Linked DNA regions of Mus musculus: regions 2 and 3 are each linked to region 1. Evidence: chromatin loops called from intact Hi-C (ENCODE). Cell type or tissue: left cerebral cortex. All regions are shown on one strand.

Region 1 (8,000 bases):
AGACAGAATACCAACACCATTAAGGCACAGGCCCTCCCTGCCCACACCATCAAACAGGCTGAACTAATAGCTCTTTTCCTTGACTTTCAACTGGCACAGGGACAATCCCTAAACATTTATACAGACTCCAAATATGCTTTCCATATCCTCTTGACCCACACTGCTATCTTGGAGGAGCTTGGGTTACTTACGACAAAAGGAGGATCAGTAACTAATACAAACCAAATTATGGCCATGTGAAAAGCCTCCCATCTCCACACAGCTATTGGAAATGTCCACTGCAGATCCCACCAGATACATGACTCTATTGTCTCCAAGGGAAACAACCACACCAACGAAGCAGATAGAGCTGCGGCCTCTAGGGGTCTAGACTTGCCTCACCCACCACAGGACATTCTTACACTACAACCCACATCTCCTCTCTCACCCCCTGACACTCTATCCCATCATGCCAGCCAAGCAAGTCTTATTTTGTTTTAAACAAACAAACAAAAAAAATCTACAGCCTACTCCCAAGGACTTACAATTCTTAAAAATCTATCACTGCCCCTTGCAAAAATCTGTCAGATGTCAGACTCTAACTCCACATATTGTAGTATCCCTTTTCCTACCCATCAGGCTACAGTGTCCCTTTCTGGAACCAACTGGCAACTTGACTTTACCCACATGCCCACTGTCAAACACGCCAAGCCATGGTCCAGGTCTTTGTGGATACCTTCTCATGGTGGGTGGAGGCACTCCCCAACAACTACAAAAGGGCTCAGACAGTCTCTCATCTCCTCCTTTGAGAGATCATTCCCAATTTGGAGTCCCAGCCTCCCTCTGGTCAGACAATGGTCCCCAATTCACCTCCCAAGTTTCTCAAACTCTATCTAAAGCCTTCAACATCCCCTAGAATTTTCATGTTTCCTCTCACCCCCAGTCTTAAGGAATGATAAAAATGTCTAACTGTTGCCTAAAAAGGACTCTTGTCAAACTGTCACGGGAACTTTACCTCGACTGGGTAAAACTCCTACCCCCGGCTCTTTTTAGGCTATGACCTCTCCACAAGTGACCTCTTCATCTCACCTTTCAAACTCATGTTTGGATGTCTGGTCCTAACTCCTGGTCTTTCACCCAAATACTCCCCCATCCCTGATCACCTACTCACCTCACTACTGTGTTACATCTGTTCTTTCCTATGGAACTTTGCTGACCACAGTCTACCACAGCCACACACTGATCCCTGCCCACTTCCTTTCAACATTGGAGACCAGGTTCTTCTCTCCCCTGCAGACCACTGGCCCTCACCTCTCTCTCCTAAATGGCAGGGCCCCTTCAAAGTAATTCTCATGACTCCCACAGCTGCTAAACTTGAGGTCTCACTGGGTCCACCTGTCTCACCTCAAAACTCTCACCCCTCTGCCTCAGAATGACTCTTCTTCCTACACATCGAGGACAACAAGACCCTCCTTTCTAAAGTGGACTTTGGAACCACCCACCTTGTCCCCAATCTCAGAAAAATGAGACTCCACTCTGGCAGCTGCACTCGACCCCACTGGATTAGACATGGGCTTCTCACCCTCTCCCTGATGTTTTTTTTCCATTCAGTGTAGCCCTTAAGTCTGGAGATTCAAGGTTTGAGAAACCCCCATTGATAACAAACAGTCTTTCCAAATAGGGTCAGAAAACTGCTCCATAGCCGGATGCCAGGAGCCAATCCAGACTGCTATCATCCCTATATCCACCATTGCATCAAAATATTATGACCTCTTGTCTGCTTCCTCTTTGACCAGACAAAAAAATGATTGTTAAAAAAATGGCCAGATGAATATGGGGGCTGCCATCTTGCCAGATACATATGTTAGGATCACAGACCAATCACTTCTTCTATCAACACCACAAGACTCTCTTCTTCTATGTACAAAACCCATGAAATCCCAGATGGGAGACAGGAGTTGTTGATAAGCTCTACTGTAAAAACCAATCTGGGTCCCCAGTTGAAAATATGTCTCAATTGTCCAACCTCTAGAAATCTAATAAATAGGAGAAGTAATTAAACACTCCTCCAAGGTCCTTACTTCCTTGACATTCCTTCTTATAAATGGTATTAACTTGTCATTTCACCTTTTGCTTCAGACCCTGACCTAAGCCTGTCAACTCCTTAATGTCACCCAACCTGGCTGCTTTAAATATTGCTGGCTATGTGTACCCCCTGGAATTAACTCATAGTTGCCACTTACAGCTTCTCCAGTGACCCTGCCAAGTAACTTCACTTCACCTTTCATCAGCTGCTCCTACTCTGGTGTTGCCAGGACCCCATACCTTTTCTCTATATCTCTTTTTTGGCATAGCAGACTGTGCTAAGATATTCTGTAGGAATGCTAAGCTCCCTAGACTGCAATAGAACCATAACCTTTAATACCTTATCTCTGCCACAGTGCCCTACTGTCCAAAATATATCAATTCTCTTTGGTACTCAGGTATATCATCATCTACCTGCCAGATGATCAGGAGTATGTATGATCAGGAGTTTGTATGTTGGTGTTCCTTTTCCCTAAATTAGGAGTAATTCACAGAGAAGAGCCTCTACCAATCCCAGTTTTAGACTCAATACCTGCCCAACACAAGAGGGCAGTTCAAGTCATACCTCTCCTAGCTGCTGTGGGAATAACAGTCTCCCATTGCCCTTTCTAAAAGAACACATAAACCTGATACCTCATGTATGGTCTGAAAATAATCCTCCAGGTCTGGCCTTTCACTTGCCTCCTGTTCTGGTAGGTTCTGATAGGTCTGAAAGCTGCTACTAAGCTCTATCTAGGTGAAGTCATCCAGGGTTTCAGGCCCCATATTAATAGCCTTCGTGATCATGGGTTCCTCATTCCCTGTCATTTTCCCTGAAACACACCTCTGCTGCCAATTACAAAACCTGGAGGACAAAATTATAGATTAGTGCAAGACCTAAGAGAGGTAAACAAAAGGGTGGAAGATATCTACCCAACAGTTCCAAACCCATATACACTCTTGAGATCCTTACCACCTGACAGACAAATCTATACAGCCTTGGATTTGAAAGATGCTTTCTTCAGCATTCCTCTATATAAGAACAGCCAGATACTTTTTGCCTTTGAATGGAAAGACCTGGAGAATGTAATCAGCAGACAGCTGACTTGGATGAGACTGCCACATAGATTTTTTTTTTTTAATCGCCCAACAGTGGCTGGAGAGATGGCTTGGTGGTTTAAAGCACTGATTAAGTTCAATTCCCAGCACCCACATGGTGGCTCACAGCCATCTGTAATGGGATCCTATGCCCTCTTCTGGTGTGTCTGAAGACAGTAATTCTGTTCTCACATAAAATAAACAAACAAACAAATAAACGTTTTTTAAAAACCCATCCAACATTTTTGATGAGGCTCTCCGCCAGGACCTACATGAGTACAGGCAGACTATGCCACAGGTTTCTTTGCTCCAGTATGTGGATGGTTTGCTTTTGGCTCACACCGATGTAGACTCTTGTATGGAAGCAACCAGGTCTCTTCTAGAAACACTGCAGGGACTGGGGTATAAGGTCTCAGCCAAGAAGGCTCAGATCTGTGTGTCTGAAGTGACCTTCTTTGGTTTCCAGCTAAGGGGGTCAAAGAAGTCTTTCTCAAGCACATAAAGAAACCATCCCAGCCATCCCAATACTTAAGACCAGGTGCCAAGTATGGGAATGCCTGGGGTCAGTTGTTTTTTGTAGACTCCGGGTACCAGGTTTTGCTGAGATAGCTAAACCAGTCTATGAAGCCACTAGGGGGCAGGAAGAAACTTTCATATGGACAAAAGAAAATGAGAAAGCTTTCCAAGAATTGAAATTGGCAATGTTATCTGCCCCAGCTCTAGCTCTGCCTGATGTGACTAAGCCCTTCCATTTGTTTGTGGATGAAAGTCAAGGCATTGCCAAGGGGTACTGACACAAACCTCAGGCCCCTGTCAGCGACCAGTGGCCTACCTATCTAAGAAATTGGACCCATTCGCAGTAGGATGGCCAAACTGCTTAAGGATTATAGCAGCCACTGCCTGCTAACTTAGATGCCCAGTGCAGATTTCACTATGTACACTGATGGAAGCAGCTACATGGAAGACAGCATCAAATATAGAGGGCCAGCAGTGGTGGATTTGCATAAGACATTCTGGGTGTCTCCCCTCTCAAATGGGACATCGGCCCAAAGGGCAGAATTAATAGCCCTCATTGAGGTGCTTAAGTTGGGCAAGGACGAGGTGGTTAATATCTACACTGATGGTCAATAAGAATTTGTCACTGTGCGTATTCATAGGGCAATATATCATGAAAGGGGACTATTGATTGTAGAATGAAAGACAAAAACAAACAGGAGATCCTAGATCTCCTAGCTGTTCTATGGCTCCCAAAGAAATTGGCCACCATACACTGTCCCTGACATCGACAGGGACAGACCCCAGAGGCCATCAGTAATCATAAAGCAGATTGCTGACTAGGGAGGCCACCAAACAGCCTCTCCTACATTTGTGAGTGACCTTCCCAGACCTGATCCTACTTAAACATACAACCTACTCCAAAGAAGGTGACCAGGCTTACCAACTCCTGCCTAGTTCCTACACAAAGAATGGATGCCAACACACAACAGATGGAAGAAAGATTTTCCAAAAACTTTGGGCAGAACTTTGGCTCAAGATCTTCATGCCACCATTCATCTGGGAATAAATAAGATGAAAGGATTAATATCTAAAAAGTTCTTTACCTCAGGGCTAACCAAGGAATTGCAGGACACTGTTTCCTTTTTCTTTCTTTTTTTTTTTTTTCCACATGGAAGAGGTTTATTGAGCAGGGATGGGGGTGGCGAAGCAGGTAGAGGGCAGAGAAGAGGAAAAAGAGAGAAAGAGGGAGGAGAGAAGAAAGAGGAGAGAGGGAGAGAGAGAGAGAGAGGGAGAGAGAGAGAGGTGTGATCCCCTAATTTATACAGAAAATGACGTCACACCAGTGAGGGTGAGAACTGAGCCAAGTGGATTGTGGGATTGAGGGTCATTGCCCTGGCAACGCAGGTCAAGGGTCACATAGTAAGGCCGGAGCTTGGAGTGTCCTGGTGCTAACATTCCTCCCTTCTTGTTATTATAAAAAGAAGGGAAGAAAAAGAGAGGGGAAACCAATGGTGAAGAGGGAATAAGGACGTTGTGTTTCTTAAGCTACTTCCTGCTGTTTAGGGGCGTCATCACTTTTCAGGGTGTATCTGGTCTTCACCATAGGAATCCGTTTGGTAATAGTCTAAATCAGGCTCTTCTATGGACAGTGATTCCTTTGTAGGCAGCGGCTGGTAATCCTGTAGCAGGAGCTGATTAACAGTTTGGTTAGAAATTTTTTGTACTTGTCACTGAAAGAATATAGAGATGAGATTAATAAGACAAGGGGCGATTGAGACATATTTTCTCTGGATGTGGATAGTACTTACTGGAGAACTGGTCTGAGTTTTGCAGTAGAGCTTACCAGCAACTCCTGTTTCCCACCTGGGATCCCATGGGTCTCGAATGCAGAAGAGTGTCTTGCAGAATCAATAGAAGAAATGATTAATCCATGTCCCTAGCCTGTGTATCTCACAAGACCAGTATGGGCAGCCCCCATACTTGTCTGGCCATTTTCTGCAATAATCTTTTGTCTGATCAAAGAGAAAACAGGTATAGAGGCCATAATATGCGAATGGAGTAACAGATATAGGAGCGATGGCAATCTGGATCGGTTCCTGGCACCCAGCTATGGAGCAGTTTCCTGATCCTATTTGGAAAGTCTGCTTGTTGTCTGTGGGCGTTTCTCGAACTTCGAATCTCCAGGTGTAAGGACTGCCCTTGATGGAAATGAACAGCAGGGAAAAGATGAAAAGGCCACAACTAATCCAGTGTCTCGTCCAGCGAGGTTGGGTTTGACTGCCAGAGTGATGTCTCATTCTCTAGGATGGGAGACAAGACGGTGGTCTTGATGTCTTCCGGAGCTTAACAGGGCACCATCCTGTTAGGGTTGATGTGTAGGAAGAGGAATCATCTTTAGGTGGGGGAATGAAGGGTTTCAGGTGAGACAGGTGGACCCAATGAGAGAGTCCCTCGAGCTTAGCAGCTGTAGGAGTTAGGATTACCTTAAAAGGACCCTGCCATTTTGGAGAAAGGGGTGAAGGCTGATGACCTGGAGGAGATAAAAGAACTTGATCTCCGACATTAACAGGTAATGGGCAGGAGACAGAGTGTGGTGGAGGGAGGTGATAGTCAGCAAAGTGCCATAGGAGAGAACGGAGATGAGAAAGTAATGGGGTAAGCAAATGATCTGGAAGGGGAGAGTGTTTGGGCAAGAAGCCAGGAGTTAAGACTGGACGTCCGTACATGAGTCAAAAGGTGAGATGAGGAGAGGTCGCTTGGGGAGAGCTCACAGTCTGAAAAGAGCCAGGGGCAGGAGCTTTACCCAGTCAAGATGAAGTTGCTGTGACAGTTTAACAAGAGTGGATTTTAAGGAGCGGTTAGTTCTTTCTACCTTGCCTGAAGATTGAGGGTGGTAAGGGATGTGAAAGTGTCAAGGAATGTCTAGGGCCTTAGATAGGATCTGAGAAACTTGGGAGGTAAATTCAGGTCCGTTGTCTGATTGGAGAGAGACCGGAACACCAACTCAAGGGATGATCTCTCGGAGAAGATCAGAAACTGACTGAGCCCTTTCATTAGTTGTGGGAAATGCTTCTACCCACCCTGAGAAGGTGTCCACCAAGACCAGGAGGTATTTGACACGTCTGACGGTGGGCATATGGGTGAAATCAAGTTGCCAGTCAGTTCCAGGAAGGGAACCTCTAGCCTGGTGAGTGGGAAAAGGAAGGCCGCGATACCTTGAGTTGGAGTTAGATGTCTGACAGATTTTACAAGAAGCAGTGATAGATTTTAGGAAACATAAGTCTAGTTTCTTTGACAGGTATGCCACAGGTGCTAAAGAAGGTCCTATTTGGTGGCCCAAGGCTCCAAGGGCAAATCCCTTCTTTTCTGTTACATAGAGGCCTAAGGAGGGCCTGTTGGAGCCTTTGAAAGGGCTTGGTAATAGGTTTTAAAAGAGGTTCATGGGTGGGGCCTATGCTGCTTCATATAGAGGTCAAGAAAGAAGAGAAAAGGAAGGGACCCACGAACGTAAAAAACTGGCTATCCCCAAGAATGACAACATTTCTTCTTTTGTAGTCGGAACAGTTAGAGATTGAATCAGATCTTTCTGTCTAATGTAATAGCCTTATGTGTCGGGGTGATTGTTAGTCCCAAATAGGTAACCTGAGGAGTGGACAGTTGGACTTTAGAGGGCGAGACCCTGTAGCCACGATTAGAAAGGAAATTCAGAAGAGCCGAGGTGTCAGTCTGGCTGATTTCTAGAGAAGGACTACAGAGAAGGACATCATCTACGTAAAGTATGAGCTTAGATTTAGGAAGAGACAGAGATAGTAGGTCAGAAGCTAAGGCCTGCCCAAATAGGTGTGGGCTATCCCAGAATCCCTGAGGTAAAACAGTCCAGGTCAGTTGGGTAGAAAAGTGGGTATCAGGATCTGTCTAGGTAAAAAAGCAAATATGTTTTGTGACTGGACATCTAGAGGAATAAAGAAAAACGCATCCTTAAGATCTAGGAGTGAGAAATGGGAAGTACCTGAGGGGATAGTAGAAAGAAGTGTGTAGGGGTTAGCCACAACCGGGTGGAGAGGAACCACTGCAGAGTTAATACGTCTGAGATCCTGGACTAAACGATAGGCACCATTGGGTTTCTTTACTGCCAGTATAGGGGTGTTAAAGGGAGAAGAGGTAGGGCGAAGGAGTTTGTTTCTCAACAGGTCAGAGATGATCGGCTTGTGTCCCCTGAGGCTCTGGAGGGAGAGAGGGTATTGAGCCTGGGTGATATACCTGGTAGGATCCAACAATTGGATGACAACAGGCGAATGGTGTTTAGCGACAGAGGGGTTCTGGATGTCCCAGACTCGGGGATCCATCTGTGAGGCTGGTAA
Region 2 (8,000 bases), 74 kb after region 1:
CTTGTCTCCATTTCTGTCTGGCATCCCTTTCAATGGGAATCGCCTAAGTGAAGCAGGTAAAATGTTACCCTCTACTTATGTGATTTTTTTTTATAACCTATTTAAAAAATCTTTTGGGGCTGGCAAGATGGTCCATTAGTTAAGAGCACTTGTTGCTCTTGAAGAGGACCTGGGCTCAATTCTCAGCACCCACATGGTGACTCACAACCATCCACAACTCCAGTTCCAGTGGACCTGCAGGCACCAAGCATGTATGCAGTGCATATACATATATTCGGCAAAATATGCACACATAATGTAAAATGAATAAATCTCAAAAAGAAGAAAAAGAATTTTTTTCTGCCCAAACATAATAAAGACCTCTCTCTATCATCTTTTTAAAACTTTAAAGATTAACTTTTAAGATATTTCTTTGGGGATAAGAAGATTAAAAACCTAATGTTATGTTTTTCTACATTTCACTTTCCCAAGTATTACTTTTAAGAAACATTTATTTATATCGCATGTGAGTGCATGTATGTGCATGTTGTGTGTACATGTGCATGAGTGTCTGAGCACTCTGTGTGTGAGTGTGCATGCACATGTGTGTGTGTGTGTGTGTGTGAGAGAGAGAGAGAGAGAGAGAGAGAGAGAGAGAGAGAGAGAGAGATTGTATAGTCATGCATGTGGAAGCTTCCCAACTTGATTCCTGCCTTCCCAGGAGTGTGTCGCAGGTATTAAAATCAGGTCATCCGGCTTGGCATCAAACACTGCCGCTTACTGAGTCATCCCCACAGCCCTGCTCTGCTTAGCTCTCGAAGTAATTTCTTCCTCCTGTGATTTGAGATCCCAGCTGCTGTGTATCTCTCTTCCATATGTGCGTGGGTCTCACGCAGGGTTCTGTGTTCTGTTTTGCCACCCCACTCTCTTGTTTCCATTCCCCCACCGTTCCACTGAGTCCCTTCAGCCTGGAGATTAAGTCTTCTCCACCCCACTGCCTTGTGTTCTTTTCCAAAATTATCTGGTTGCTGATCTGCTTTGTGAATTTTAAGATCAGCTTGTCAAGTTCCATCCCAAAGGGAACTTCATTGAGATCTGGGTAGAATTTTAATTGGGTTTGCAGATTACTTGGTAGGGGCATCAGCAGGAAGTTGAGTCTTCTGACCCATGAATCTTAATTGGATTACATACTGCTTGCTTGCCAGGAGTTTGCAGGACGCAGAGTCTTCTGATCCATGAACATGTTTCTTCATTTATTTTTGGTCTTTTTAATTTTTTTCACAAGGCTTTGTCATTTCCTCCACTAAAAAGTTCCATGCCTTGGACCAGTGAGATGGCTCAGTGGGTAAAACCGCCTGCCATCAAGTATGACAACCTGCGTTCTCTCTCCCTCTGTGCACACACTCTTTGTCTCATTCTCTTCCCCTCCCCTCTGCCCTCCTCCCCATGATGACTTCCCTGGTCTTGGAGGGACCAGTGTACCATCCAAGAGCTGCTTTCAAATAAACCTGCAATTATATATACTTTAATCTGGCTTGAATTGGCTCATTTCACCAATGCAGAATAACTTATCGCCCTTTCCAATTATTTTTTAAATGTTTATTGTAAAACTGTTGAAAAAAAAATCACACAAAGTTAACCAGACCCAAAGTTAGAGCAGCCCTTTGGCATGAGCACTGTGAAGCTTCACATTGGATTTTATACTTTCACTGGCAAATATATAATTTTGCAAGTTCTACTACCAACACCAAAACTCTGTGACAGAGTTAGCACTGAAAACAGCAATTAGCTTATCTCCTCTTGTGCCTATTGCCTGCACTCAGTTCTTCCTTGGTCCCCTATTTTAACCCTTTCTGTTATTCTGCAACCACATGTACATATGTTCACATGTGTGCATGTGCTAGTAACAGATTCTACATATGAGGGAGGACATGTATTGTGGGGCTTTGGAGGGACGGCATTTGTGGTTTAATAATAAAGGCATGAAGACATCTATATATAATAGGTTAGCTCTCTGGCACCAGAGAAATGAGCCAATTCAAAGGCAGTTTTATTGGGGTGCAAGTTCACTGGCCCCAAGGATTGAGGCCAGGGGAGTAGCCATGGGGAGAGAAGAGGGTGGAGAGAAAGAAAGGGCACACATGCAGAGAGAGAACAGAAGGAGGAGAGGGAGACAGAGAGAGGGAAAGAGAGGACAGCAAGAGGGAGAGGGAGGGAGAGGAAGGAAGAGAGAGAGAGAGAGCACAAAACTTCTGAATTATATAGGGAAGAGCCTCTGGGCTGCAAAGTTCAGGACTGGGAGCAGGGTATTCCAAGGTAGAGTCTGAGGGATGCTGGGAGAACCTGGAGGCCAGGTCTGCTTTGATATGTAAAATATGCACCTCAATATAGTCTAAGGCTGTTGGCTTTTTTTTTCCCCCTGAGGCAGTCTCTCAGCTAGCTTCTAACTTAACCAACTTCTCTGCCTTTGCTTTCCTCCACATGGCTCCCACTGTTCTACCTCTCAGTTCCTCCTGTACCATGCCTGCCCGGACACTGCCTTGCTTCCCGCCCTGACAATAATGGACTGAACCTCTGAACCTGTAAGCCAGCCCCAATTAAATGTTGTCCTTTTAAGATTTGCCTTGGGCCTTTCCAGCCTCCGCCTCGGACCCTGCAGCCGCCGCGATGTTGATGCCTAAGAAGAATCGGATTGCCATCTACGAACTCCTTTTTAAGGAGGGCGTGATGGTCGCCAAAAAGGATGTCCACATGCCTAAGCACCCGGAGCTGGCAGACAAAAATGTGCCCAACCTTCATGTAATGAAGGCCATGCAGTCTCTCAAGTCTCGAGGCTACGTGAAGGAACAGTTTGCTTGGAGACATTTCTACTGGTACCTTACGAACGAGGGCATCCAGTATCTCCGAGACTACCTGCACCTACCCCCGGAGATCGTGCCCGCCACCCTGCGTCGCAGCCGTCCCGAGACCGGCAGGCCTCGGCCCAAAGGTCCAGAGGGTGAGCGACCTGCAAGATTCACAAGAGGGGAGGCTGACAGAGACACCTACAGAAGGAGCGCCGTGCCCCCTGGAGCCGACAAGAAAGCTGAGGCTGGGGCTGGCTGGGCCACTGAGTTCCAGTTTAGAGGCGGCTTTGGTCATGGACGTGGTCAGCCACCTCAGTGAAGTTGGAGTTTATGTTGTATTGAATAAACTTTAAAGAAAAAAAAAAAAAAAAAAGAGTTGCCTTGGTCATGGTGTCTCTTCACAGCAGTCAAACCCTAACTAAGACACACAGCTTACTCATTCTGAGCCGATCAACAGCAGGACTAAGCCCATTCCATATTTAGTATTGTCTTTTGGCCTCTTCCATGGCAGCTTGCTTTTTGACATGATAATTTCAGAGATACCTCTTTAGGGGCAGAAAGTGACAGCATTTACATATCCCTGGCTCTGCCAGAGGATCAATTAACAACTGAAAATACAGGGACACCTCAACATAACCATTTAACACAGTATGTGTGGGTAAGCCACCCTAACAAACATGCGGGGGGGGGGGGGGGGTCTTTTCTTCTAAGATTGTGTGAACTCCCTTAACATACATTTTTTAGATTTTTTTTATTGATTCTTTGTCATTTTCACGTCATGCACCCCAATTCCACTCATCACCCTGTGTCCCTCCATAGATGCCCTCTGACCTTGCAACCTCTCCCACCTAAAGAAAACAAACAAAACAAAATACAAACAAAAACATTTCACTGTGGAAGCTGTGGTGTGTCACACAGTGATATCCTTTTGTTCAAGATATTTTGGGTTTTTTTTTTTTTCTGAAAACAATCTTTATTTAAATAAGGACCTAAATACATTACATAACATTAAAACTGGAGGGGAAAAGAAAACCAAAAGATCAGTTTGTTCTTTCGCATGGCACTGGGCAGCAGCTCGTGTTGAATTGAAGCCTCTACAGCTAGCCACTCGACTAATGGCACCAGCTTGGCATTTGACCCCTTATCATAAGTTTAACTGATGCCAGGCTGGCCTCACCCTTCATATTTCAACATCCCCTGGCTAGGACAGATCTGCTTAAAAAGACCACCCTGGTGGTGAGCTAGATACCCACTGCTTCTCTGGAAAGGTGGCCCTTTCTGAATTCTGCTTGATCAGACAGCAGGGCTTCTTTTTACAGCCAGAGACTCCCTCTAGTGACAGACACAGCTGGGGCAGTGTTACCCATACTCTTGGTCACTTGGGCTATTCAAATGGTGGCATTGTCCTAGGGCAGGGGACTCTGTAGAGTGAGCCCCAAGGAACCTCTGGTCAGACAGAGCCTCCTGTGGTCTTGGGGATCTTGGCTTGGCTGAAACCTTGTTATTGCTTTGTTCCAGGGTGGACACTGCCAGGGCTTACTGCTCAACCTGTTTAAATGAGAGACTTCAAGACTACACAGCATGGCCCTTTTCAGATTATTGCATGAAGGAGTTACACTAGTCCAAGTTAAAAGTGGACCCCAAGTGATTACATTATATAAACTAGGAGGTTTTTAAATTTGTGACAAGGAACAGAAGGGAAATTCTACTCACTGCAAAGAAACCCTCACTTAAGCTTCAGAGAGCCACAAGCACTTAAAGCCCATGAACCATCAGCTGATCGTCCTTAGCCAGTCCAGTCTCTATCAGGAACTGGCATATGTTCTTGGGCTGGTCACCCTGTAGCTGAATTACGTCTTCATATTCTGGGTGCTCAACTACAGTACCACTGCAGGCAAATTTCTTCTTAAACTCCACTAGTTTCTTTTTACCGTAATCACCAGCGATCCCTTGTAAGGGTCTTCCTGCCGTTTCTCTGTTGAATCTTGTATGGATAAAATCCTCACTGCCAGCAGGAAGCAGGTCACCACCTTACTTGCATCAGCAAAGGGGTCAAAAGAGTGGAGCTTCTGGATAGCAGACTTATGATAGGATTCCTTTTCCTCGGTGGAAACGACCTGCGGAAGGAAGCAGGGGCGAGGGAGGCAAAGGGGAGGTAAGGGGGGTGCAGGGGACGGAACGTCGGGAAGCGAGGAGCCTCGAGTCGGCTGAGTCCTTGGCAGCGGTTCAGTGACTGGGGCAGATATTGTGTTTTTTAAAATGGCAGCATGAGGGGGTTCCTTGGTGGGCCCTGTTGCGGTGTGCCCCTAAACAATCAAGCCATGTGACAGGCCTTGGGGGTGGGGGGAGAGAAGGACAGAAAGCAAGAGGAAGAGAGAACAGACAGGCTCATACCTGGCTGTTGCTCAGTAACTGTTGTGCAGAGTCTAGAGGAAATGCTAACGCAAACAGCTTCACTTGCCGACATTCATTGCAAGTAGTCATTGGCTTGGTTCAAGGCCTCTGGCTTCTGCCACATTATCAACAGTGGCTCATCACTGAGACTCCTCTCTGATATCTTGTTGTTGCCCTATATCATGGAAATCCTGCTGCATAAGTTCTGCGGGACTGGCCCCTCCCTTTGAGAAGGCTAGGCTGACTCCATGACAGGCTTCAAATTGGCAGTTCAGGACTAGGCAAGTCCAGACAAGTCCAGGCGTCAGAAGCTGCCCTACTATGTGGCCTGAAGCAAGGACAATCAGTCAGCAGCCGTTTCCAGATTTCCTCAGCTGCATTGTCAGCAACAGTTTCCATCCCCCCACACCCTAGCAATGGAACATCCCTAGAGATAGAGTAAGATAAAAGTCACCTACCCTGAAATTCCCTAATATGCTTTAAATCAGGCCTCTGTGCTCACTTGGTTGTCTCTCTGTCTTGGTAATGGGAGACCCCAGCATGCTGGACTTCAGCAGTATAAAACACTCTTTGCTTTCACATATGATTTGAGTCTGGGGTATCACTCTTCAGAGACTCATGGACCCTTTACACCTTCACATGTTCATAGAAGGGGTAGATGTTTTAGTATGAGAAAGGAATGTGGCTTTTGATAAAGAACAGGCAGCTTGAAGCGTGGATGAGACCGGAACAGTGAGAGCCACGTAGAGGAACTCAATGGCAGAGAAACTGGTTAAGTTAGAAGCCAGCTGAGAGACTGCTTGGGTGGTAGGGGGCAGAGTTGGTCAGCCCGCCAACCCTCCCATCCCACCACCAGAGCCAGCTTTCCCTCTTTACCCAGGCAAGGGGCAGGGCTAGCACTCCTGTCTGTGGCAGCTGGTAAGGGGCAGGACAGCTCCCCCTTGCCTACAACATCAGGGCCAGCTTTCCGTCTGGGCTGGCACACCAGCTCCCCCTCCTCCAGGGCCAGCTCTACTGTGCTACCCAGGTGAGACTCAGGACCTGCTCTCCCAAGTGCTATAGCCAGAGAAAGGGTGGGGGCTAGGTCTCCCGATTGCTGCAGGGGTTGTCTTATTAGCCACACCCCTTCCTCTGTCATTGCGTTAACTAGATTCTCCAAGGTGAAAAGGAGATTTGAGACCAGCTGTGTTTTTCCTCCTGGGTTTGAAAGAATGTTTCGCTTCTGAAGCTGTGCTGTGCAAGCGCCTAATTGGTAACCCCTGGTGCATGTCTTCCATCTGGGTGTTGCCTGCCAGAACCATAAGCCAGCTGAAAGACTGATGCTGGCTAGGAGGAGATGAAAATGCTGTCTATACAAGCTCAGGCGCGCTTCGACCAGCTAGGTGTGCATATGCCAATGATGTGGTGAATGAGGCCCAGGCAGGAGGAAGGACGGAATAAGTATTAGCCCTTCAAATGGAAGGTATTTTTAACATCAGCGCTTCCGTTCCGACCCCCAGCTCTTCCAGCTCCCCCACTGCTGCAGGCCACATTCCAGAGGCTCCTAGATAAAGGGGGTAGAAAGGAAAGACTGCTTCTACCATCCAGACCCTTCCACACAAACCCCTCCTAGACCTACTACTTGTCTGAAGCAGGTAGAAAATTTGGTCCTGCTTCTGCCTTAGTACCTCCTGCTGCAGCTGCAGGCAAGGAGATCAACCCACTGCCCATTCTACTCTCCACAGACCTTTGGAAGACTGTGATGGGCACCCCAAGGCCTGCTAAGAACTCTGAGCTGCAGCACTCTCTGCGGACTCCTCCCTTGGCATCTCAAGACCCTCCCAGAGCCCAGAGCTGTAGGGCTCACCTGAGGAAATCTTTCACTTGGCCTCCTGCAGCCACAGAGAGTTTCAGAGTTTACTTTCCCCTTCTGAACTGTTAATTCCTGTACATAGAATAAGAATAACAGTCTTTCTTGGCTGCAGCCATCATTGTCCACCCACTCCATTTTTGTATGTATGTATGTATGTATGTATGTATGTATTGAGGAAGAGCAGGACAAGACACTGTCTCACTGTGGCTGAAGGATCCAGTTCTAAAGTGACCCACGTGGTGGCTAATGGTGGTGACTATCTGCCCCATTTGACAGTGGCAATGTGGAATGCTGGGTTGTATTGATGATGCAGCAGCCAGTTTCCCGCTGAGCAAGACAGTCCAAAAATTAGATCAGAGCTCTAGTGTCTGTATTATAAACATGGCCTCAAAAGAGGATGTCGCTGCTGACATCCCCCTGGACACAGACAAGCCCTGTTTCAGTGCATTACACGAAGTGTCACTCACAAGCCATTAGCAGCATTGAGTGTACCTTGAGGCTGGCTACCACAGCCTGAGTTTGATGTGCTTATAAAAAGATAAAGAAAGGGGGGGATATGTTTTGGGGGATGTGAGATGAGCTGTGGGGGAAAGGGGTGCCTCGGTGGGCCCATGCTGAGGTATCCCCCCTGAGGGACCAGCTACATGATGGTGTAGTATAGAATAGAGTTTATTCAGGGCATGGGGAGGGGAGTCAAGAGTGTAGTAGAGGCAGAGAAAGGCAGTGTGTGTGTGTGTGTGTGTGTGTGTGTGTGTGTGTGTGTGTGTGTTTAGAGAAGCAGAGGCTGGCCAGGAACATGTGGAGAGAGAGGGGGAAGAGAATAGGGAGAGAGTGGAAACAGGAAGGCAAGAGCAAAAGGGGGGGGCAAGCAACCCCTTTTAGAGTGAGTCAGGCACTCCTGGCTGCTGCCAGGTAACTGTGGGGCCGAG
Region 3 (8,000 bases), 180 kb after region 1:
TACTCAAACTCTTTATCTAAAAGATTCCCTAGGTGACTATTGTTCTTCTTCTCATTTTGTTCTTTTTCTGTGCTTCAAGTTTCTGACAACCACACTTTTTAAACATCATTTTAAAGAAAAGGGGAAAAAAAATTCAGGCAGGGAAACCAAAGATCCAAGGGTTGGGCTACAGAGAAGCAATACATACTTAACCAAAACAAACAAACAAACAAACAAACAAACAAACAAAAAAGGCCTGATTATGCATAGTGCACGTGTTCTCCAGCAAGATGCTCTGTTGTCCTTCACAAAGCAAGATAGCTCGTGCCTCCTCTGGACTACAGGGTCTTGAAAACCCTGACTATGGTGCCGCTGAGTGACCCACATACAGGCTGGAAACTGTTCCCAAGACAAATTCTTCCACCTAGGTTTGGAATACTAGAAACAAAGGGGGGTGGGGGTGGGGAGAGGGCGGCAACACAGAAGTAAAAGCCTGGCCCAACCTCAGAGCAGGGAGGGAAAAGACTTTTCCTAGACAGTGTTACTTACAGGCGTGTGGCTGCTTCAGTGGAGGTCTCATCCCCTTCGATCCTGTACACTTTCCCATACATGACATACTCAAACTGGTCAGCCCTACAAACAACAGACTGGTCACTCTTCATAGTAAGAGTCTACGGGAACTTTAGAAATGGAGACTGATGAGGTACACATGCAGAACCATGACCTTCCTTGGCCCCCACAGAAATTCTGTGAGGTACACATGACCATCTGTATTTCATTGATGAGGAGACAGAAGGCTTTGAACTGAAAACTCAGGTTGAGTCGTGGCCTTTTAGCCCTATTCCAACTGGCCTCAAACTCACAGTCAGACAGACTTGTGCTTCTGTTTCCCAAGTGCAGGGACTAAGGGTGCTGGTCACCAGACCTACTACTCCATAGTCTTTCTATCACACCAAGCTCCCTCACAAGACCTAAGTTACTATGTAATCCTTTCCTCAGCCTTAAAGACCTAACCCTGAACCAAAGGCGGCACATAACCTTAATTCCAGCACTGAGGCAGAGGAGGTAGATGTGACTCTAAGTGCAAGGCCAGCCTGATCTACAGACCAGGTCAACCAGGTCTCTACAAAGTGAGAAGACCCTGTCCCACATAAATAAATAGATGCAATTCACAAGCTTATGATCACTGCTCTCAGTAATGAATAAAACTAGTCATCTGAATTTTTTTCAATTTTTTTAGACACAAGGTCTCATGTAGCCAAGGCTAGCCTCAGACTTGATATGAGGCCAAACATTTTCTTGAACTCGTGAACCGTCTCCTGAATCCTGGATTATAGACAAAAGCCATCACATCCAGGTCTAGTTGTCTGAATTCTTTTTTTTTGTTGTTTTTTGTTTTTTTGGTTTTTTTTTTGAGACAGGGTTTCTCTGTATAGCCCTAGCTGTCCTGGAACTCACTCTGTAGACCAGGCTGGCCTTGAACAGAAATCTGCCTGCTTCTGCCTCCCAAGTGCTTATGCTGGAATTAAAGGCGTGTGCCACCACTGCCCAGCTAGTTGTCCGAACTCTAATTGCAGCAATGCCTTTAAGGTAATTCAGATTCCACTGACAGCAATCATTTATCTCTAGAAGTAAAGACTTTCCTATATACTTACGTTTTTCTTTCTTTATAATATATACATAATATAGAACATATGTTATATAACATTATATGTAATATATAATATGTACTATATATTATATGTAATGTACAACATTATATATAATATATAAATAAATTATATATTATATTACTTCATTACATTCTCATCATAGTTACTTATATATAGTATTAACATATGTTATTATATACTATAACATACATGTTATATATTATATCTAATATATAACATTATATAACTTATGTTATACATTGTCATGTAATGTGCATAGTATATAATACATATTGTATCCAAGAAATCAAATTTTCTATAACATATAGTTATACATATGTATATCCATAATCTACATATTATACTTTCTCTGCACTATATTCTTATCTTAGTCACTTGTTTACTGCTACCTCACCTGGAAGGCCTGTCATCTGTGGGGTTGTATTCACCATCATCCAAGGTACCATCTTCATACAAAGTACTAGCTATAACCAACCGGAACTTGTCACCTGAATAGAGCAGCAACATCAGGGTAAAGAAGTAGACACCTAAGACCAAAATCCTCTTGCCATTGCCCGTATTCAATACTTACCTAAGTCCACAGGGTAAATCTGAATGTTTACATCTAAGATGAGGTCCATCTTGAAAGATTCACTCTCACAGTGCAGCCGGGATACTGGGGAAGAGTGCATGACAGACATGATTACAAAGTCTATCGATGCCAGCTTGGGGTCAAATGCAAGAGATCAAATCATCTAACATGCACACACCCACCAGCCTCCCACAACTGCAATCAGAATCAGATTCACAAGAGGGAAGAAGGCAGTAACCTCAGCAAGTGACAGGGTCCCAAGCAAGCGGCAAAGCTCCTCCAGCAGTGGCCAGTCTCCAGGCTCTAACTAAAAACGCCTGGATGATTTAGACTAGAGTCTCACTGGTCCTGAGACTTCCTCTTTCTAGCAGGAGACACTGCTGAGGGAATCTGAGGGATGTATTCAAAACTGACATCTGTCTTAAGACATTTGCCTCCAGGCTAAGCGACACCAAGAAGAAACAACTTCCGGATCGTTGGGAAAATAAATACACCAAGCGGTCAACTGAATGAAATTCAGAGAGCTTCGGAAAGAGCTAACTTGTTCTTAGGCTAATACAAAATTATTGGTTAGGAAGGCAGGTAGGTAACTCGCTGCAAGACCTGGGGTAACAAAAGAGATAAGGCACCATCTACTTTTTCCAAGAATAAAGTTCAGAGCACGGTAGAGCACATAATAACTGTGTAGGGAGTTAGAAAGGTTCCCAGGGGTATGCCAGCACCCAGCTAAGGGCCACCCACCGGGCACCAGGCACCGCAAATATAATAGAAAAAGCTGTCTCAAGTTTCTCATTCACGAAAAAAAAAAAAAAACTGTTTCCTGAGGGAGGTACCGAGAGGGTGGGGCGGGCCAGCCACTTGGGGTGGGTGGGCATGTTGGCCACTTCCCTCCTACCGCCCCGACACCGCTTACCTCGGTCAAATTTCTTGCCTTCTGGGTCGATGTCTTTCACATCGAAAATATCCTCGAACAGGATGCCCGCCATCGCGAAGGGCACGAAAGCTGCAGAGGATGTGAGCGCGCGGCCACCACTGGGGATTCGCGCACCCCCTCACGTGGAGAAAAGTAAGACAGGGCAGAGTACCGCCCCAAAAGCGGCAACGAGGCCGAGGGCGCGTGCGCACGGGCTGCAGTCACGCAGCCACTTCCGCTGCCTCCTTCTCGGGGCTTCTTCACTTCCGCCGGGAAGGGCCACCTCCGAGGTGCTCGGGCCTTGTGGGCGAGTCTCAAAACTCGGTGACTCCGTCCAAGGCGGGGACAGATTAAGTCCCACCTCCGACGGGGTACCGCGCTGCGCCCGGCTCGACGGCGCCCTCTTCAGACTGTGGATCCCAAAGCGTGGAAAGCTTGGGGGCCTAACCCAGCCAGGAACCTTGATCCTTGGCCCAGAGAAGCCCGGCCCTAGCCCTTCCCTGAAGTCCGCGTGCCGGCCGAGGGCACAGTCCGCGCTGCAGGCAGGTGGAGCAGAACCCCGCCCGCAGAGCACCAGCCCTCCAGGACCCGGTGCCCAGCCCCTCAGACTGTCACCAAGATCCCCAAAGCTGGTGCGAGCTGGCTCGGACCAGCTAGACATCACCGGAGCCGGGTGCGTCCGGTTTGGGAATTTGCCATGATGTCACTCTCGGGGAAAGGAAAGCCCGCATTGTGCCCTCCCCTGGGGCTTCACCTCCTCGCCACTCCCGTCTTCCCTTGGCCCTGCTTGGCACTAGCCTCACACTGATCCCCTAGAACACTGCCAACTGAACTTGGTACTGCCTGTCACCCCACTATACCACCCTCTTCTGGACACTGAAGTGCGCCTTTCACTGGGAGGCGACAGCTCGCAATACCTTCTTTCTAGGTGCTACCTCCTCTCATTACAGCCCCTGTGCTGGGCACCCTCTTGTTTCTTGAATGAGTCTTCATCCTGGTACTATTCTTTCTCCACAGATTTCTGGACACTGTCCTCTCCAGTGGCTCCAACCTAACGCTGCCCATCCTCTTTGTGCCCTCGACACCTTCTTCTTGTCCTTCCCAGGACCCCGAAAGACAATGTGGAGCCTCAGTAGGCCGTTTCCTCAGGGCGTCAGCAGCTACTCAAATTCCCCCTTAAGCGGTGCCTGGGAGGAGCGACCTCTGCTCCCCCCCCCCCCCACACACACACACACACCCGCCTCCCAGGAGCGGCCTCCCCCGCACCAATAGCTCCCTTCCCTCGGGCCTCACCCCTTCCCGTCCCCTCCCACCTCCACCTCCGCCCCTCTTTCCAGGCCTAGCCATTCCAGGTGCACCTTCCCGGGGGAACCCGGAGGAAAGGAAGGAGAAAGGGAGGCAAGGAGGGAGCCGGCTCTCGGGCATCCTCCCAGATGCGTCTGAGCCGCCTGAAAGTGTGAAGCAGAGGCTGCCCCTGTCCGGTCTGGCTTAGAGAGCCCGAATTAGCTTTTGTCAGTAGCCCCCTACCCCAGTTCAAGAGTCCCCACATCTCCAGCCCCTCCCGCACAACGCTGCAGCCGCGGGAGAGCCCGTCCCTTCCACGTGCCAGCAGACCCGCCCCCGCCCGGCCCCCGCACCCTCAGGGCGCTGGGTTAATCCCGGGCCTCCGTGGCGAAGGGGTGCGAGATCGTGTTTCAAGCGCCCCCTGCCGCCTCTCCGGACACCAGGAGGCGGCCCCAATGCAGACCCCGGCCGGGCAGGGACGCCCCTGCAGATGGGCCGGGGCGGAGCAGCAAAGCAGGGCACCGCCCTCGGCCCGCCCGCCGAGGAGGAGACGCTAGCGGGAGGCTGAGCCTGCGGCGCGCGCCCGGGGACCCGTCGCACTCTGCACTCGGCCGCCTGGGCTGAGGGGACGGGACGGGTGCGGGCGCGGGCTCAGCGGGCCGGGAGCTGAGTCAAGGCCGAGAAGCAGAGGGAGGCAAGAGGACAGTGCACCGAGATGGCGGCTGCAACGGCTGCGGCGGCCGCGGCGGCGGCGGCGGGGGAAGGGATGGAGCCTCGAGCGCTGCAGTACGAGCAGACCCTGGTAAGTGAAACCCAAGGGTTGCCCTACGGGACCAATGCTGCAGGTTGCCCTGGAAAGTGTGAGGACAGATGGCCTACCCTAACCCGGCCTCAGCCTTTCTCAGCTATGGAAACTGAGGTTCGGGATCCGCCAGGCTGTGGGTTCAGAGTGTTGGAAAGCTGCTTGCTGGTTTCTGGCTGAGACTGGTGGCCTGCAGAAGACAATGACACCAGGTGCTTGGCCCAGGTGTCCTTTCTCTTACCCACTTCTGCATACACGTTTTTGTTTTCTTCACTTACCACTTGAGTCCAAGTTACAGCAGCCCAGTGCTCTTTCTGAACACCATCTATACTATTGAACTTGATCCACATGTCTATCTACTTTCAACACCCTCCTGGGTCCCTGCTGTGTACATGGTCCCAGGCTTAGCTTAAAGACAGTAGGAAGTAATCAAACCCAACCCCTGCCTTTAACAGCTCAAGCCCAACATTGACAAGAACTCCTCAGGAGACCCTGTTGGAAAAGGTGGCTTAGGTGGCTTTTTGCCACCCTGGGGACTGAAGCTTTAGGGCCGATGCAGGAAGCAGGAATGGGTGTGAGAACTGAAACCTTTGTTCCAGCTGGATCTAGCCAGGTACCCCACCACCACCACCCACGCCCATGGAGTGTCCCTTGACCTCATAAGAAGCAGGGGTCCTGAGCTTTGAGATGACTCATGACCACCATTGCTGAGAAGCCATTCACCAGAATGGGGGACCAAGCCCTAAGGAAAGAAAGTGGCCCAGTAGTTTCTTTTTTATCACCTTAGGCTGGAATTTGCCCGAGAGGATAACAGGGAGAAACAGCTGTAGGAGAGGGCCTGGGCTGTAACTGAGTCAGAGAGGTGCCCAATTACCAGAGACTGTGAAACAGAATAACTGGTATGAGAGTACAGTGCCAATCGATAGTGGAGGCAAGCCCTTTTGTTGGAGATGGCCCATATCCTGGCCGTCCACGGGTCAAGAAGAGGCGCATTTGGCCATGGAAGCCAGGCATCTAACATGGAATGGTAACTCTTTTGCACCAGCGGCTGCTCCATCTCCTTGTGCCTGTGGACTGAGTTCTCAGGGTCAAGCGCTCCCTGCTCTGGCCTCTCCCACTTCCCCTCCCACCCTTTTGTCTTGCTCACCTCCTCCCACCTGCTGTGTTTCTCTGTACACTCTTCCTCCTCCTCCCTGCTCTGGACACTTATGTTGCTTTTCCTTGACTCTTCTTTCTGCCTTTCCTCTGAAGTTCCTCTTCCCCCCCCTGCCCCCCCCTTTCTTCTATGTCTCACCCTGTGTCTCTATCTTTCCCTCCCCCCCCCCAACCCCAACAGGAGCCCTTTGTGTCCTGAAGCTCCGCGGGTGGCAGCCAGAATCTGCTCCTCCCCACCCCCCAACACACGCCCAGCTTGGCAGGTCCAGCCATAACACTCTCCCTTCCCATCAATCAGCCTAGTAGCCACAGCCTTGCCATCTCCAGCCTCGGTGGTCCTTGAACCTGTCACTGGCCCCAAATGCAGTTCCAGAGTAGGCCTGAGGCCACCCAGCACTGCCTATCCACCCAAAGAGGCTTTCCGTGTCTGCTGGGCTGACAGGCTGATGGGGGTTTGGGAGTGGAGAATGAGGACAAGGGGATTAGGGTGGGTGGGAAGGGTGCAGCTGAGTTGGTCACAGGCCAAAGGCCCAGCAGGAATGTGATAAGGATTGGGGCTGGGACCTCCTAGGCCCAGCTCCGCTGCCCTCAGCTCTACCAGGTTCTTGTTGTTGTACATATGCCCTTGACTGCCCCTCTGACCTTCCCCCTTCCTACTTTCAAACTGCCTCAGGTTTTTCCATCTTTTCCCTCCTCTGGACCCTTCCCTCCTGCTCCACCCCTGACTTACTAGAAGAGGACCGATTATTCTGCCACCCCCAGAGTTGTGTCCCTGTACCTTGTCTGTCTCCATCACTCTGGCCAGGACAGCCCCCGCAGTCTGCACTGTGCATTGTTCCCACACTCTGAGCCTGAGTATAAACTGGATTCAAGATGGGGTATACAGTGCAGGAGCTGAGCGAGGGGTGGGGTCAAAACCCAGGAACTCTCTGTCTCCCCACCTCAGATACTCAGGCTCATGCTACATTCTGTCCATTGCTCCAGATGTATGGCCGGTACACTCAGGAACTCGGGGCCTTTGCCAAAGAGGAAGCTGCTCGTATTCGCCTGGGAGGGCCTGAGCCCTGGAAGGGGTCCCCTTCTGCCCGGGCTACCCCAGAGCTCCTAGAATATGGACAGAGCCGATGTGCCAGATGTCGCAGTAAGATCCAGATTGGGGCAGGGACCTGGGTGTTCTATTTTGAGGGAGACAAAGACAATTAGAGCTGCCCATGGGCGATGGGGAAAAACAGGGTACAGAGTAGGAACACTTTGGGACCAGCTTCTTTATGCATCTTCCCTTCCTTGCTTCCAGTTTGTTCTGTACGCTGCCACAAGTTCCTGGTGTCCAGGGTCGGTGAAGACTGGATCTTCCTGGTTCTGTTGGGGCTCCTCATGGCACTGGTCAGCTGGGCTATGGACTATGCCATCGCTGTCTGTCTACAGGGTGAGGGCAAAGGCTGGCGAGGTAACTTCTTTCCTGCATGCCACAGTTGTTTAGGTAACTTGGCTACTGGCCACTTCCTCTGGCCAGTCTGACTGTCCATCTCCAGGCAATAATGACTGCCACTTGTACGGGCCACACCTTCCTCCCTTCCCTCGGCAACAGTCTTATCTGCGATGGGCTTTGTCCCAGTGAATGCC

The links. A loop is a pair of places that touch in the nucleus more often than their neighbours do. Peaks named below come from ENCODE experiments on the same cell type or tissue, not always from the same donor. Only the 100,000 strongest peaks of a DNase experiment are listed, where the experiment ranks them.
Region 2: it touches region 1 in a loop (5-fold over the local background); 3 of 42 quality-filtered maps call a loop at or near these places.
Region 3: a loop joins it to region 1, with 8 times the contacts of the local background. A loop is called at or near these places in 8 of 42 quality-filtered maps.

Annotation. Positions count from the first base shown.
Region 1 is chr16:20,891,729-20,899,728 of GRCm38, reverse strand. No RefSeq gene overlaps it. Among named protein-coding and RNA genes, the nearest start is that of Gm6551, 33 kb to the left of the region's middle. In left cerebral cortex, a CTCF peak has its summit at 3,756 (motif pointing right); DNase peaks (open chromatin) are centred at 3,805 and 4,597.
Region 2 is chr16:20,817,287-20,825,286 of GRCm38, reverse strand. It overlaps the pseudogene Gm9536 and the pseudogene Rps10-ps2. Among named protein-coding and RNA genes, the nearest start is that of Gm22741, 76 kb to the right of the region's middle. In left cerebral cortex, a CTCF peak has its summit at 4,151; DNase peaks (open chromatin) are centred at 883, 1,652 and 4,109; H3K27ac peaks cover 2,675 bases.
Region 3 is chr16:20,713,131-20,721,130 of GRCm38, reverse strand. Clcn2 (chloride channel, voltage-sensitive 2) reads left to right here and starts at 4,495. Exons shown (of 24, transcript NM_009900.2): 1 at 4,495-5,222; 2 at 7,362-7,518; 3 at 7,672-7,803. The coding sequence starts at 5,136. It overlaps Polr2h (polymerase (RNA) II (DNA directed) polypeptide H), which reads right to left and starts at 3,305. Exons shown (of 5, transcript NM_145632.2): 1 at 3,137-3,305; 2 at 2,224-2,307; 3 at 2,047-2,140; 4 at 529-612. The coding sequence starts at 3,209. In left cerebral cortex, CTCF peaks have their summits at 3,332, 3,531 (motif pointing left) and 4,843 (motif pointing right); DNase peaks (open chromatin) are centred at 4,777, 4,915, 5,363, 6,077 and 1 more place; H3K4me3 peaks cover 5,448 bases; H3K27ac peaks cover 4,519 bases.